2 separate regions of the Homo sapiens genome follow, and region 2 is linked to region 1. The links are chromatin contacts, found by Hi-C or POLR2A ChIA-PET in ENCODE. All regions are on one chromosome and are shown on one strand. Each heading gives the region's core, a stretch centred on a gene start or an enhancer-like site at or near the end of the contact. The rest is flanking DNA. Distances are from core to core; before and after follow the strand shown. Region 1 holds the start of LENG8 (leukocyte receptor cluster member 8). Region 2 holds the start of ZNF579 (zinc finger protein 579).

Evidence for each region. Hi-C counts contacts between places; a loop is a spot of excess contacts on that map. ChIA-PET counts read pairs that join two places held with the same protein, here RNA polymerase II (POLR2A). Pooled maps may share reads with other maps.
Region 2: a loop to region 1 is called in a pooled map, with 8 times the contacts of the local background. The contact joins the promoter of ZNF579 here to the promoter of LENG8 in region 1. A Hi-C loop is called at or near these places in 2 of 37 single-sample maps with no recorded cell type and 7 of 50 pooled maps. POLR2A ChIA-PET finds 5 or more read pairs at or near these places in 1 of 52 experiments (WTC11).

The regions. Positions count from the first base shown.
Region 1 is chr19:54,446,537-54,452,764 of GRCh38, forward strand. It overlaps LENG8 (leukocyte receptor cluster member 8), which reads left to right and starts at 2,663. Exons shown (of 16, transcript NM_052925.4): 1 at 2,663-2,774; 2 at 4,754-4,846; 3 at 5,557-5,731; 4 at 6,115-6,216. The coding sequence starts at 4,809. LENG8-AS1 (LENG8 antisense RNA 1) reads right to left here and starts at 2,502. Exons shown (of 3, transcript NR_126418.1): 1 at 2,026-2,502; 2 at 1,629-1,679. RefSeq lists an enhancer at 2,413-3,320.
Region 2 is chr19:55,578,831-55,585,700 of GRCh38, forward strand. It overlaps ZNF579 (zinc finger protein 579), which reads right to left and starts at 2,018. Exons shown (of 2, transcript NM_152600.3): 1 at 1,965-2,018; 2 at 1-811. The coding sequence starts at 809. RefSeq lists silencers at 2,222-2,361, 3,073-3,367.

The sequences.
Region 1 (6,228 bases), core at 1,413-3,912:
AGTTTTCAGAAGCAACCCCCTACTGGCCAGGCGCAGTGGCTCATGCCTGTAATCCCGGCACTTTGGGAGGCAGAGGCGGGCGGGTCACCTGAGGTCCGGAATTCCAGATACTGTGAAACCCTGTCTTCACTAAAAATACAAAAATTAGCTGGGTGTGGTGGTGCACGCCTGTAAAGAGAATTGCTTGAACCTGGGAGGCAAAGGTTGCAGTGAGCTGAGATCGTGCTACTGCACTCCAGCCTGGGCGACAGAGCCGTCTCAAAAAATAATAATAATAATAGATTTTTTAAGAAAAGCAATCCCCTAGTGACTTCTTAGAGCACATCATCAGACAGTTGGGGTAAAATTCTGAAGTGGATTAAGGGAGGGGTGCTGGTTTGCCTGGATGGCTACATGAACATAGCCCTGGAACCAACCAAATATGTAACTGGACAACAGAAAAATAAGTACAGGGTGCATTAATCAGAGGCAACAATGTTTTGTACTTAAGTACACAGAAGACACGATGTGAAGACACCAAGAGAACAGTACTTTTCATGGTTAGACACATTTCTTAGGTATTTTTTCTACTTTGGGATTCTTTTGTGATATAATTTGTCCTGTTTACATAATTTTTTTCCCTGACATGTAAGATAAATGTATCTAATTGTGGGCTTACTTGTAAAGAGTTTTCACATTTAAGTTCCAGTCATTTCATTTTATCGCTGTATCTGTGTACAGAATGCTAAAGAATAAGACATAAAAAATAAAAGTACAGTTATAAACACCTCTTTTAAAAGGCAGAGACTGTTCGCTTGGGCAAAAAAAAGCAAGATCCAACTACATGCTATCTACAAGAAACCCACCCTAAATACAACAGGTAAAAGGAAGCTAAATGGAACGTGGGTCCTGGCTTGTACCCTGGCATGTAAAGAAAACATTGGAGGAAAAGGTGGTGAAATCCCAGTAAAGTCTGGGTTTTAGTTACAGTAATGCATCATGTCAGTATCTACAACAAACCACTTTTGTTGGTGCTTGTGATGACAGCATCAGAAGAAAGTGGGCATAAAACATGGTGGACTGCTTATGATCTTTGCAACTTTTCTTTTTTTTTTTTTTGAGACAAGAATTTCACTCTTGTTGCCCAGGCTGGAGTGCAATGGTGTAACCTCGGCTCACTGCAACCTTGGCCTCCTGGGTTCAAGCGATTCTCCTGCCTCAGCCTCCCGAGTAGCCGGGATTACAGGTGCACGCGCCACCACGCCCAGCTAATTTCTGTATTTTTAGTAGAGACGGGACTTCACCATGTTGGCCAGGCTGATCTTGAACTCCTGACCCCAGGTGATCCACCCATCTCGGCCTCCCAAAGTGTTGGGATTACAGGCGTGAGCCAGCGCGCCCGGTCTTTGCAACGTTTTGAATAAATCCAAAATTATTCCAGAACAAAAAGCTTAGTACCAAAAAGAAAACAAAAACAAAAACAAAACAAACCCCCCCCCCCCCACAGAGTAAAATAACGGAAAAAGATCTACTATGCTAGCACTAACAAAATAATACGTAGTTATGAAAATGGTATGTATTTTTCAAGCTAGACGTTCATAATGGTAGAACATGAGGAGGAAAACTGCCTCTTAAATCCCACCACTTACTGTGACACAGTGACCGGTCCCTGCAGCGGACTGGATAGTTGTATCAGAGTCCTGGACGGAAACAGATGGCACTCAAAAGGTGGCGCGCAGTTCAGAGAAATGCCTATGTACGGATTTGGTCCAATGCCTCAGCCTGACCTCAGGGACCTTCGGGGGTCTGCTCCGCGCCCACCCTTACACATCTGTGACCCCACACACTTCCACCCCAGCGCCACTGCCAACAGCTACACCCATCCCCCTCCAACCGCGTCAGCTTCCAGCCTCGGTCCATCTGAACTCGCCGTGCCCCCTCCCCTGCGCCCTTCCAGATTCATTTGCTAGGGAAGCCCGCTCTTCCGGGTGGAGCTGTTCCTCATCCCCTTTCTTTATCATTCTCTCCCCAGGGCTTCCACATCACCGTGCTGTGGACAATCCCGGAACTCCTGTCACGCCAGTTTACATTTAGGAACAGTAATGGCTCCCACTGACTCAGTCAAAACAAGGCTGCGGCCGGGCACGGTGGCTCACGCCCGTAATCCCAGCACTTTGGGAAGCCGAGACGGAGGGATCACGAGGTCAGGAGTTCGAGAACAGCCTGGCCGACATGGTGAAACCCCGTCTTTACTAAAAACACAAAAATTAGCCGGGCATAGTGGCGCGCGCCTGTAATCCCAGCTACTCCGGAGGCTGAGGCAGAATTGTTTGAACCCAGGAGGCGGAGGTTGCAGTGAGCAGAGATCACGCCACTGTACTCTATCGTGGGCGACGACAGAGCAAGAGCAAGACTCCGTCTCCGAGAACAACAACAACAGCAACAAGAAAACAACAATAAAAAAAATAAGGCTGCGTGGGAGGCAGAAAGAGCTAATGCGGCCACGCTTGTCTCCTCGGGGCCACCGTCCCCACCCAGACTTCCGGTCTGCCTTAAAATGTTCATGCGTAAGTGCGTGGGCAGGAAGGCGGGCTCAAGCGCAGCTCGTGGCGTTCATTGGCTGTGCAGGGCCGAGGGAGGCGGTGCAAGGCCGCCGCGTGACGTCAGGACGCCGCGGTCAGGACGTCGAAGCCAAAGAAGACCAGAGCCAGCCGGGTGGCACAGCGGTGTCGTGGCCGTGTTGCTGATCGCCTGGGTGGTTGTTGGCGTGTCCCTGCAGCGAAGGATCCTGGTTGGTAAGGGGAGCGGCAGGCGAGCAGGCGGGCGGGGATAGCATCTCCTTTTGGTCTTGCGCCCCGCGAGCCCCGAGGCCTTCTCGGCCGTCGCAGCAGCAGACGCCGCGCGCGAGCGTCGACAGGGTGTGGCGGCGCAGGGGCAGCCACTGCGCCTGCGCACCGGGCCTGGGGCCGCGCGTTCGGGCACTAGCGCGCGTGCGCCGTCGTCTTCTAATTTCCGTTCCTCTCCCTTGGAGTTCTCGGGGCCCCGGGGCGCCCCTCACTCGCCGTTGACCGGGTGTTGCCCCGGGCGACGGGCGGCTCCTGCGCGTCTTTCTGGGGCGTGGTGCGCAGGCGCGGCCTGGGCAGTGGCTCCGTGGCTAGTCGTGGGGATCCGAGCGGCCTCCTCCACCCGGCGTCCTCCTTTGCCTTCGCCCAGCCTGCGGGACGGCCAGGTGCTCCCGGGACCTCAGGCCTCGCGTCTGATGCCTGTCTCTGTTCTTGAGACCCGTCCGGGAGTCCTCTGTCCAGCCCCCAACTCCTGACCTTACCTCTAATCTCCCTTCTGCCCTGGGGCTCCTCTTCCTGTGTCCCCGCCACGATCCCTCGTCTCCACCCACGCCCTGTGTCCTGTTTAAGTTAAGCCTTTGCGTTTCTAGGGCTTTTCCCCAGCTCCAGACTCCCGTTCCTATCCCGTCAACTCGTGGGAATTCCGGTTCTCCTGCGGGATTAATTATCCTACTTATCAGTTACTCCCTCTCGGGAGTTTAGGCTCCTGAATCCTTGCTCCGGAGACACTCCACTTTTCTTCCAATTCTCTCTGTACCCCACTCTTAATTCGTTGAACATGTTTTGGGTCTTCTTTGGCATTCCCAAAGCTTTATGTCCAGACACCCAACCACGGTGATCCCTTTTCTCTCCCAGCCCTACCCCTGCTTCCGGGAACCTCCCGTGGAAGCAGGCAGGGGTAGTCCCACTGAGGACTCCCACGTAGGTCTCTTTACTGCCCTTCGGAGACCTTTTTGAAATCAGTCTGTCAGTGCTAAGAACCCATTTCTTCACGTTGGGGTTCACGTTGGCATTCTCAGGAACGCTCAACGACCACTTGCTTCCAGGGTTAACTTCCGGAAAATCCCCTTTTCCTCTCAAAATTTTCTTCTCTTCTCCAATATTCTTCCAGCCCCCTCGATGCTCCCTGAAAGGCCTCCCTTTTCACAGAGTTCTCGGAAACCTTTCCACCCTCTCAGCCTTAAGGGTTCCCTCAGACTCTTCTCATTATAGCATCCATCCTCTTGGTTCAGGTTCCTTTCACAACCCGTACTCCCTAGCTTTTTTTTTTTTTTTTTTTTTGAGACAGAGTTTCGCTCTTGTTGCCCAGGCTGGAGAGCAATGGCGCAGTCTCAGCTTACCGCCCTCCGCCTCCCGTGTTCAAGCGATTCTCCTGCCTCGGCCTCCCTAGTAGCTGGGATTACAGGCATATGCCACCATGCCCAGCTAATTTGGTATTTTTAGTAGAGACGTGGTTACTCCATGTTGGTTAGGCTGGTCTCGAACTCCCGACCTCAGGTGACCTGCCCGCCTTGGCCTCTCAAAGTGCTGGGATTACAGGCGTGAGCCACCGCGCCTGGCCCCTAGAATTTTTTGTAGACCTTTTCCCCTTGATGGAGGCACCCCTACCCTCTGGACCTTTCATCACAGCCTCTCTTTGCTCACATGGGTTTCAGACCCTTCTCCTTCCCTTTGGGAAGTCTGCTCTGGCTTCCCTGTTTCCAAATCCTTCGTTTTCCACCTGGAGCTCTACAAAGGGGCCAGGGGCTTCCCCTCACTCCAGCCTTTCTAGTCCACACCCAGAACTCTTCAGATCCTTGACCCCAGTGGCTTTTCAGTCAGCCTCCCCTTTTCTGCCCGGCTTCTCTTGAGTCCATCTACTTTTCTTCCCCACTTTGTGACGTGTTTTTAGCTCCCCCTTAAGTCTCCCTAACTCATTCTTTTTCTCATAGACAGTGAAAAAGCAGTCTGGCTCCCGAGGTCCACCCCTTATACCCCAAGGTCCAGATGGCGGCCAACGTGGGTGATCAACGTAGCACAGATTGGTTAGTGAGGCGAGAGGGATGGAGGCCAGTCGGGAGGGAAAGAGGAAGCAAGACCCAGTGCTGTCCTCTGGGGTGGGACCTCCCGTGGCCTTAGGGGAGGTGATGCCACAATCCCTGTGGGTGGGGGTGGTGGTGAGGCAAACACAGAGGGAAGCATTTGGTTGTGGTGTGGAGAGGGGCAAGCTTTCACCTCTCTGAGCTTTCGTTTTTCACAGTACAGCGCTTGCTTTGCAGAATTGTGATGATTCATTCAAGCAAGTGTAATTAGGAGGCAGCTTCCCAACACTCAATACACAGTCATTTATTTGTTTTTCTGCTGATTCCTTATTTTTTCTCAAAATAGTGTGATAACCTGCCGACTGGGGTGATGTCAGACAGAATTCATTGATTCATGAAAGACATAGCCCTAGGAGGTGCCAAGGCCTGTGTTCAGTTCTGTGGGTTCTGTTAATTGTTTTGTTTGTTTGGTTTTAACAACTGCTGTGTGCCAGGCTCTGGGATAAGTACCTTAAGTAGGTGATCTCATTTATCCCTCCCAGCAGACTCTGAAGCAGAAACCCTTTATCAGCATAGTACAGATTAGAAAACTTAGGCTTAGACTGGTAGTAACAGTTAGATATGGGATCCAGGGGCTGGAATTTGCCTCCCAACTTGCCCACCTGTGTACAGTGGGGAGAACAGGTGTGACTTGATGTCCTCTCTCTCTGCAGGTCTTCTCAGTACAGCATGGTGGCTGGGGCAGGCCGAGAGAATGGCATGGAGACGCCGATGCACGAGAACCCGGAGTGGGAGAAGGCCCGTCAGGCCCTGGCCAGCATCAGCAAGTCAGGAGCTGCCGGCGGCTCTGCCAAGTCCAGCAGCAATGGGCCTGTGGCCAGTGCACAGGTGAGAAGGCCTCATGGGGCTGGGGTACCCTGAGCCAGAGGTTGTGGGAGGGACACAGTCTGGCGTCCTGTTGTATCATTCAGACGGGGTGCTCTGAGGGGAAACATGAAAAGACGTTCCAGGGTATCTAAATCTGAACGGGAAAAAGTTCTGTTTCCTTGAGGAAATTAGGGCGTGATGTGGTTCTGAAGAGGGAGGCCATGCCCATGCCCCTGGTCTCTAACGTGCGTGAGTCTCATGGTAGAGACAGTGGCTCACTTTGCAGATACATGGACCCAGTTTCATCCCTTGGCAATTGGCCACCAGTAAACAGGCTTGCCCTTTGGGGGCCGTGTGCCTGTGGATTTGGGCTGCTGACGGCACATGTGCCTCTGCTTCCACAGTACGTGTCCCAGGCAGAAGCCTCAGCTTTGCAGCAGCAGCAGTACTACCAGTGGTACCAGCAGTACAACTATGCCTACCCCTACAGCTACTACTATCCCATGGTGAGTGCCCAG
Region 2 (6,870 bases), core at 768-3,267, 1.1 Mb after region 1:
TGTCGCTTGGGGCGTGGCGGGGGCCCCCCTTCCCCTTCCTGTTCGCCCTCGGGGCGCAGACACGGGTGCGCCTTGAGCTCGCCCTTGGTGGCGAAGGCTTCGCGGCAGCGCAGACACAGCAGCGTCCAGTCTGCCTGGAGCAGGACCTGTTTCTCCTCCTGCCGCCCGGCCGCCAGCGCCAGCTCGGCCCTCAGCTCTGCTGCCCCGGCCTCGGCCTCCTCCGACTCCGACTCCCGGGGCTCCGCGGCGCTGGTGGGCGCAGCCAGCGTGGAAGGCTCCCCCGCAGGCCACGTCTCAGGCCACGCTGCGACCGCCTCCTCCTCCGTGGCCCCTGCTGCAGCGGTGGTGGGCGGCTCCGAGCCCTCGTCCTGCGGGCCCCAGCTGGGTTCGGCCGTCTCCTTGGCCACCCTCTCGATGGCCAGCTCGACCTCGCCGCCCGCGTGCTCCTGAGCCAGGTGGCGCCTGAGCTGGGCCGGTTCTGGGAAGGTGCGGGGGCAGGCGGCGCAGCGCAGCGGGGGCTGGGGCCCGTGGCCGCGCAGGTGGCGGGAAAGGTGGGCCGGCCGGCGGAAGGCCTTGGGGCACAGCGGGCAGGCGTGGGGCCGGAGCCCCGAGTGGCTCAGCCGGTGCCGGGAGAGGTAGTAGGGGAAACGGAAGAGGCGGCCGCAGGTGGGGCAGGGCAGGGGCGCCCTAGGGGCTCCAGCGCCCCCCCTGCCACGGCCACGGCCCCGACCACGGCCTCGGCCACGGCCCCGGCCTCGGCCACGGTGAGGTGGGCTGCCCTGGGCGGGTGGAGGAGGCTGCGGATCCATGCCTGTGGGGAGAGAGGGGAGAGATGGGAAGCGGGGCAGAGATAAAAAGAGGTGCGTGGGGTGTGGCAGAAAGAGAAGCAGAGACAGTCAGAGATGGAGAGGCAGAGAGGGTCAGGTATTTAGCCAGGAGAGAGATATGAGACAGAGACAAAGATGAGAGACACCGAGGGGAGGCCAGAGATGGAGAGACAGGAGGAGAGAGATCAGAGACAGAGCGACAGAGCAGGGAATAGAGACAGGAGAAGGCAGAGATGGGAGACACAGAGAAGTGGGGATGGACAGACAGAGACCAGGAGTCGCAGAAAGACAGGATGGTGAAAGGCAGAGCAGAGAAGAGACAGAGGAGAGTGAGGAACACCCAGCAGAGAGACAGAGACACAGAGAAGAGGAAACAAAGAGACTTGGAGAACCAGAGGCAGAGATAGTGCAAGAGCAGAGATCAGAAGAGCAGTGGCGGGTTGGGGGCCGGAGAGACAGGGAGACAGAGACACAGAGGGAGTGAACTGGGCAGAGGCACGGAGGGGGACAAAGTCAGCGAACCGCTTCTGCTCCAGGTCCCCCGGCCAGGCTGAACGTTTTGGGAGGGGCTGGGACACAGCCCATGGGGCCTGAGTGGAGGGGGTGGGATTTGAAGCCGGTAGGCCCCGGAAATAGAGTGTGTTCTCAGATGCCAGGGGCTGGGAGAGGTCGGGGAGTAGGAGGGTTCAGACTTCTGGTCTGAGTTGGGAGGGGGCTAGGGGCCCAGACTCTTGGGACTGATGGGGATGGGAGCTGGGGATTGAGACTCCTGGGTCCAGGTCATGACGGATTGGGGAATCTGGACTCTGGTATGGAGGAGGTGTGGATTCCTGGGTCCCGGTGGAGGAGGGGCTGGGGAGGGGGCTGGGCTCCCAGGACAAGGGGGAGGCGGGGGCTGGGGACCCAGCTGCCGGGAATCCCCAGGGAGGAGGCGACTGAGGGCCGGACCCCTGGACTCGGGAGGGAGGCTGGTGGGGGTCGGGGGTCCCAGGTCCTAGAGGGGGGCCGATCTCCTCCGGGCCAAGCCTGCAGCTCCCCGAAGGCATGATCAGCAGAATTGGGGCCGGGTCGAGGCCTTGAGGATTTCTCAGCCCTGGGCCTGGGGCTTGGTCCTGGTCGCTGGGGCTGGGTTCTTACCTCGCCTCCTTGGCTCCTTTCTTCCTTCCCCACGGCCGGCCAAACGCGGACGGTGGTGGCGGGGAGGGAGGGGGGCCTGAGCGTGGTGGGGGGTGGAGGAGGAGGCTGGGCTCGGTGTCACTGCCTAAGCCTTCCCCCCGGAAACCTGGCCTTTCCTCGGAGCCTGAAAGAGGAAAGACTGGCTGGGAAGCCGGAAGCGGGAGGACGGGGGACCTGGAGAGGGGAGGGAAGGCAGCTTGCACTACAGGGTCCTGTGAGGGGAGGGGGCTGGGGGCCTGTCCCCCGGGCTCCCAGAGGGCGGAGGGTGCTGAGGGCCTGGAACACTGGGTCCAGCTACTCCCGGCTCCCCAACATGCACACACACATATTCATTCATTCCTTCAACAAATACACATTTATCAGGTCCTGTCTGTGCCAGGCACTGTGTCAGGCCAGGGGAGTGGCCGGGGGAGGAAGATGAATGAATCAGTGACAGAGGCTTCAGGAAGTACTGGCACTCTGGATCAGAACCTGGCTCCAGCCTTCCCTTGGCTGTCTGGGTGAAGGATTCTCCCACTTCGAGCCTCGGTTTCCCCCTTTGTGAAAGCCCCTGCATATACTCATTCAACCCTAAGCGACCAATATTTACTGAATATCTACTACGGGCCAGCCTGCATATATTTGTCTACATATACGCATATTCACTGGGACCTTAGCAGCCAATGTTTACTGAGCACCTACTATGGGCTGGTGCTGTCCTTGGTGCTGGAGTCACAGTGGCAAAAACCGGAGCTCACTGTCTGATGGGGAAGGCAGATAGATACGGATCAATCACGCTGGAGTGCATGTGGGGGAACGTGTGCTCCGAGGCAGGGAACTGCTATGGGAATGCAGAGAACAGAAGGCACTGAGCTGAGCTCACACTGGGAGGAGGTGATTCCTGAGGTCTTCCTGGAGGCAGCAATGTTTCAGCTGAAATTGGCAGAATGAAACCAACCTGGCGACATCTCAGAAACCTATTCTGGAGCAGAAAAGGCATTTTGCAGGAGTATACCCACAGCTTGACGCTGTTTGTTTAAGGTTACATTCCTGCCAAACAGTGCTAATGAGAGTGCGAGCAAACAGGTCCTTTCATACACGGCTGGGGCAAGTAGAACCTGGAACATTCTTACCGAGCCAGCAATTCCAGGAATTTATTCTTCAGAGGCATCTACTCGGAACTGCACAAAATAATGTCTGCACCAGGTTAATCATTGCAGTACTGCACATCACTGCAAACAGCTGAAACCAATCTAAACACCCATCTGTAGGAGAGCTGAGTAATAAATCATGACTGATCCACCCAGTGGAATACTAGGTGTCCATAGAAAAGAACAAAGAAGCTCACCGTGTGCATATATGGTAAGTCTCCAAGTGATAACCTGTAGAAGAGAAAAATGGAAGGTCAAGTACAGCCTGCAGCCTGTTCTGGGTTTGTGTGTGTTCTGGGATTGTGTCCAGATGAACTGGAACAAGAGAGAAGAAACTGAAACTGGCAACATAGTCTAACTTCCAGGACAGAAATTTACTACACTCTATCCTTGTTTTTTTGTTTGTTTGTTTTTTTTTGTTTTGTTTTGTTTTCTTTTGAGATGAGATCTCCTTCTGTTGCCCAGGCTGGCTGGAGGAAGTGCAGTGGTGTGATCTCGGCTCACTGCAGCCTCGACCTCCCGGGCTCAAGCAATCCTCCCACCTCAGCCTCCTGAGTAGGTGGGGCTACAGGAGTGTGCCACCATGTCTGGCTAATTTTTGTATGTTTTGTAGAGATGGGGTCTCCCTATGTTGCCCAGGCTGGGCTTGAACTCCTGGGCTCAAGCAATCCACCTGCCTCGGCCTCCCAAAGTGCTGGAATTACAGACATTAGCCACTGTGCCCGGCTTTTTGTACTTTTTGAATTCAAAACCGTGTGAATGTGCTATATACTCAAAAAAGTAAAGGAGGCCAAGCATGGTGGCTCACGCCTGTAATCTCAGCACTTTGGGAGGCCCAGGTGGGCAGATCACCTGAGGCCAGGAGTTCAAGACCAGCCTGGCCCACATGGTGAAACCCCATCTCTACAAAAGGTACAAAAATTAGCCAGGCATAATGGCACATGCCTATAATCCCAGCTACTCAGGAGGCTGAGGCAGGAGAATGGCTTGAACCTGGGAGGCAGAGGTTGCAGTGCGCTGAGATCGTGCCATTGCACTCCAGCCTGGGCAACAGAGCAAAACTCCACCTCAAAAAAAAAAAAAAAAAAAAAAAGAAAAGAAAAAAGTAAAGGAAAAAGAAATACATGGGGATTATAAAAATAAATGAAATGAAAAATAATAGCTTACTCTTGTGAGCGTATTACAAATATGATCCCATTTACTCCTTGCTTTATGAAGTAGGTACCATTATTTTTCCCTTTTACAGAGGATGAAAGTGAGATACTAGAAGTTTCCAAACCTAGCGAGTCTCAGTAAGAAGTTTCACTTCACAAACAGATAGGAGAAATGATAGTGGATCAGAAGCATGATTTAAAAGAAATAATAAAAGGCCGGGCGTGGTGGCTCATGCCTGTAATCCCAGCACTTTGGGAGGCCGAGGGAGGCAGATCACTTGAGGTCAGGAGTTCAAGACCAGCCTGGCCAACACGGTGAAACCGTCTCTACTAAAAATACAAAAATTAGCTGGGCATGGTGGTGCGCGCCTGCAATCCCAGCTAGTCCGGAGGCTGAGGCAGGAGAATCGCTTGATCCTGGGAGGCGGAAGTTGCAGTGAGCCGAGATCGTGCCACTGTACTCCAGCCTGCGACAGGGCAAGACTCCGTCTCAAATAAATAAATAAATAAATAAATAAATAAATAAATAAATAAATAAAATAGGAATGGGGTCTCACTCTGTTGCCCAAGCTAGTCTTGAATTCCTGAGCTCAAGCAATCCTTCCACCTCAGCCTCCGAAAGTGCTGGGATTACAGGCATTAACTACCGTGCCCAGACTAGGAGCATGCTTTTTAAAAGCACCTTGTCCATAATACTATATTTTAAAGAATATATACCATGGAATAAAAGTCTAAAAATGTCTGTGGTAATAATAGGCACCAAATTCAAGATATAAGTTATGTTTGAGATAGGAGAGGCAATCAGATCTTGGAGGGGGTGGTCCGCGGGGAGTCATTTGTATCCCTAATATTTCAAAGCTGGTAGTCAGAATATGGGTGTGTGTATTTTAACATGTTTTTTGTAAAATACACTTAAACTTTATAATTGTAACCATTTTAAATCACACAGCTCAATGGCACTAAGTAAATGTTGCACAACTATCCACGCTGTCTAGTTCCAGAACTCTTTTTTTTTTTTTTTTTTTGAGACAGAGTTACACTCTTGTTGCCTAAGCTGGAGTGCAATGGCGTGATCTCGGCTCACCGCAATCTCCGCCTCCTGGGTTCAAGCGATTCTCCTGCCTCAGTCTCCCAAATAGTTGGGATTACAGGCATGTGCCACCATGCCCAGCTTATTTTGTATTTTTAGTAGAGACAGGGTTTCTCCATGTTGGTCAGGCTGGTCTCAAACTCCCGACCTCAGGTGATCCACCTGCCTTGGCCTCCCAAAGTGCTGGGATTACAGGCGTGAGTCTCTTTCTTTCTTTCTTTCTTTCTTTTTGTAGATATGGGGTTTTGCTTTGTTCCCTAGCCTCATCTGAACTCCTGGTCTCAAGCCATCCTCCCACCTGAGCCTCCTAAAGTGCTAGGATTACAGGCGTATGCCACCATGTCCAGCCTAGTTCCAGAACCTTTTCATCAGCCCAAACAAACCCTAAGCCCATTAGCAGTCATTCCCACACTCCCTTCTATCCCCAGCCCCTGTCAACTAATAATCAGTTTTCTGTCTCTATGAATTTGCCTATTCTGGACATTTCATATCAATGGAATAATCATACCATATGTGTTCCTTTGTGACTAGCTTCTTTCACTTTGCATAAAAGTTTCTCCTCCTCCTCCACAAAGGACATTGCCCCCCTCTTTTTAAAAAGTGAGACAGGGTCTTTCTCTGTCGCCCAGGCAGGAGTGCATTGGTGCAATCACGGCTCACTGCAACCTCCACCACCAGGGCTCAAGCGATTCTCCCACCTCAGCCTCCCAGATAGCTGAGACTACGGGCATGCACCACCACGCCTGGCTGATTTTTGTTTTTGGTAGAGATGGGATCTCGCCATGTTGCCCAGTGTGGTCTTGAACTCCTGGGCTCAGATGACCAGCCCACCTCGGCCTCCTGAAGCACTGGGATTACAGGCGTGAGCCACCTCACCTGGCCAGCATAATGTTTCTAAGCTTCATGCGTGCCATGGCATGAGTTGGTTCTTCACTCCTTTTTGTGGCTGAATAGTATTCCTCTGCGTGAGTGCAGTCATCCCTCGGTGTCCGCAGGGGATTGGTTCCAGGACTCTCCTCAGATTCCAAATCCCTGGGTGATCGAGTCCCTTACAGCCTCCTATCTGAGGGTGCAGAACCCACGGATGTGGAGGGCCGCTGTCACCTACATTTTGTTTATCCATTCATTTGTTGATGGATATTTGGGTTGCATCTATCTTTGGGCTATTGTGAATAGTGCTGTTATAAACATTGGTGTGTAAGTTTTTGTTTGAACAGCTGTTTTTAATTCTTTTGGGTATATACCAAGGATGTGTGTACTATTTTATCATCTATATTTTGAAGGCTTGAAAGATGGATGAGGAGGAGAAATAATAATGAATTCAGGAATGGAGGTGATAGAAAAGAAAACTTTAAGCAGAGAGCACAGCACATGGAAGGGGGTTTGCGCTCTGCTTCCCCAGCACATGGCGGGGGATGGGGTTGGGGGTCTTGCATTAGGGCATAAAGGAGGCCAGTGTGGCGGAGAGAGGCCAGAGCTGCACCCAGCGACCG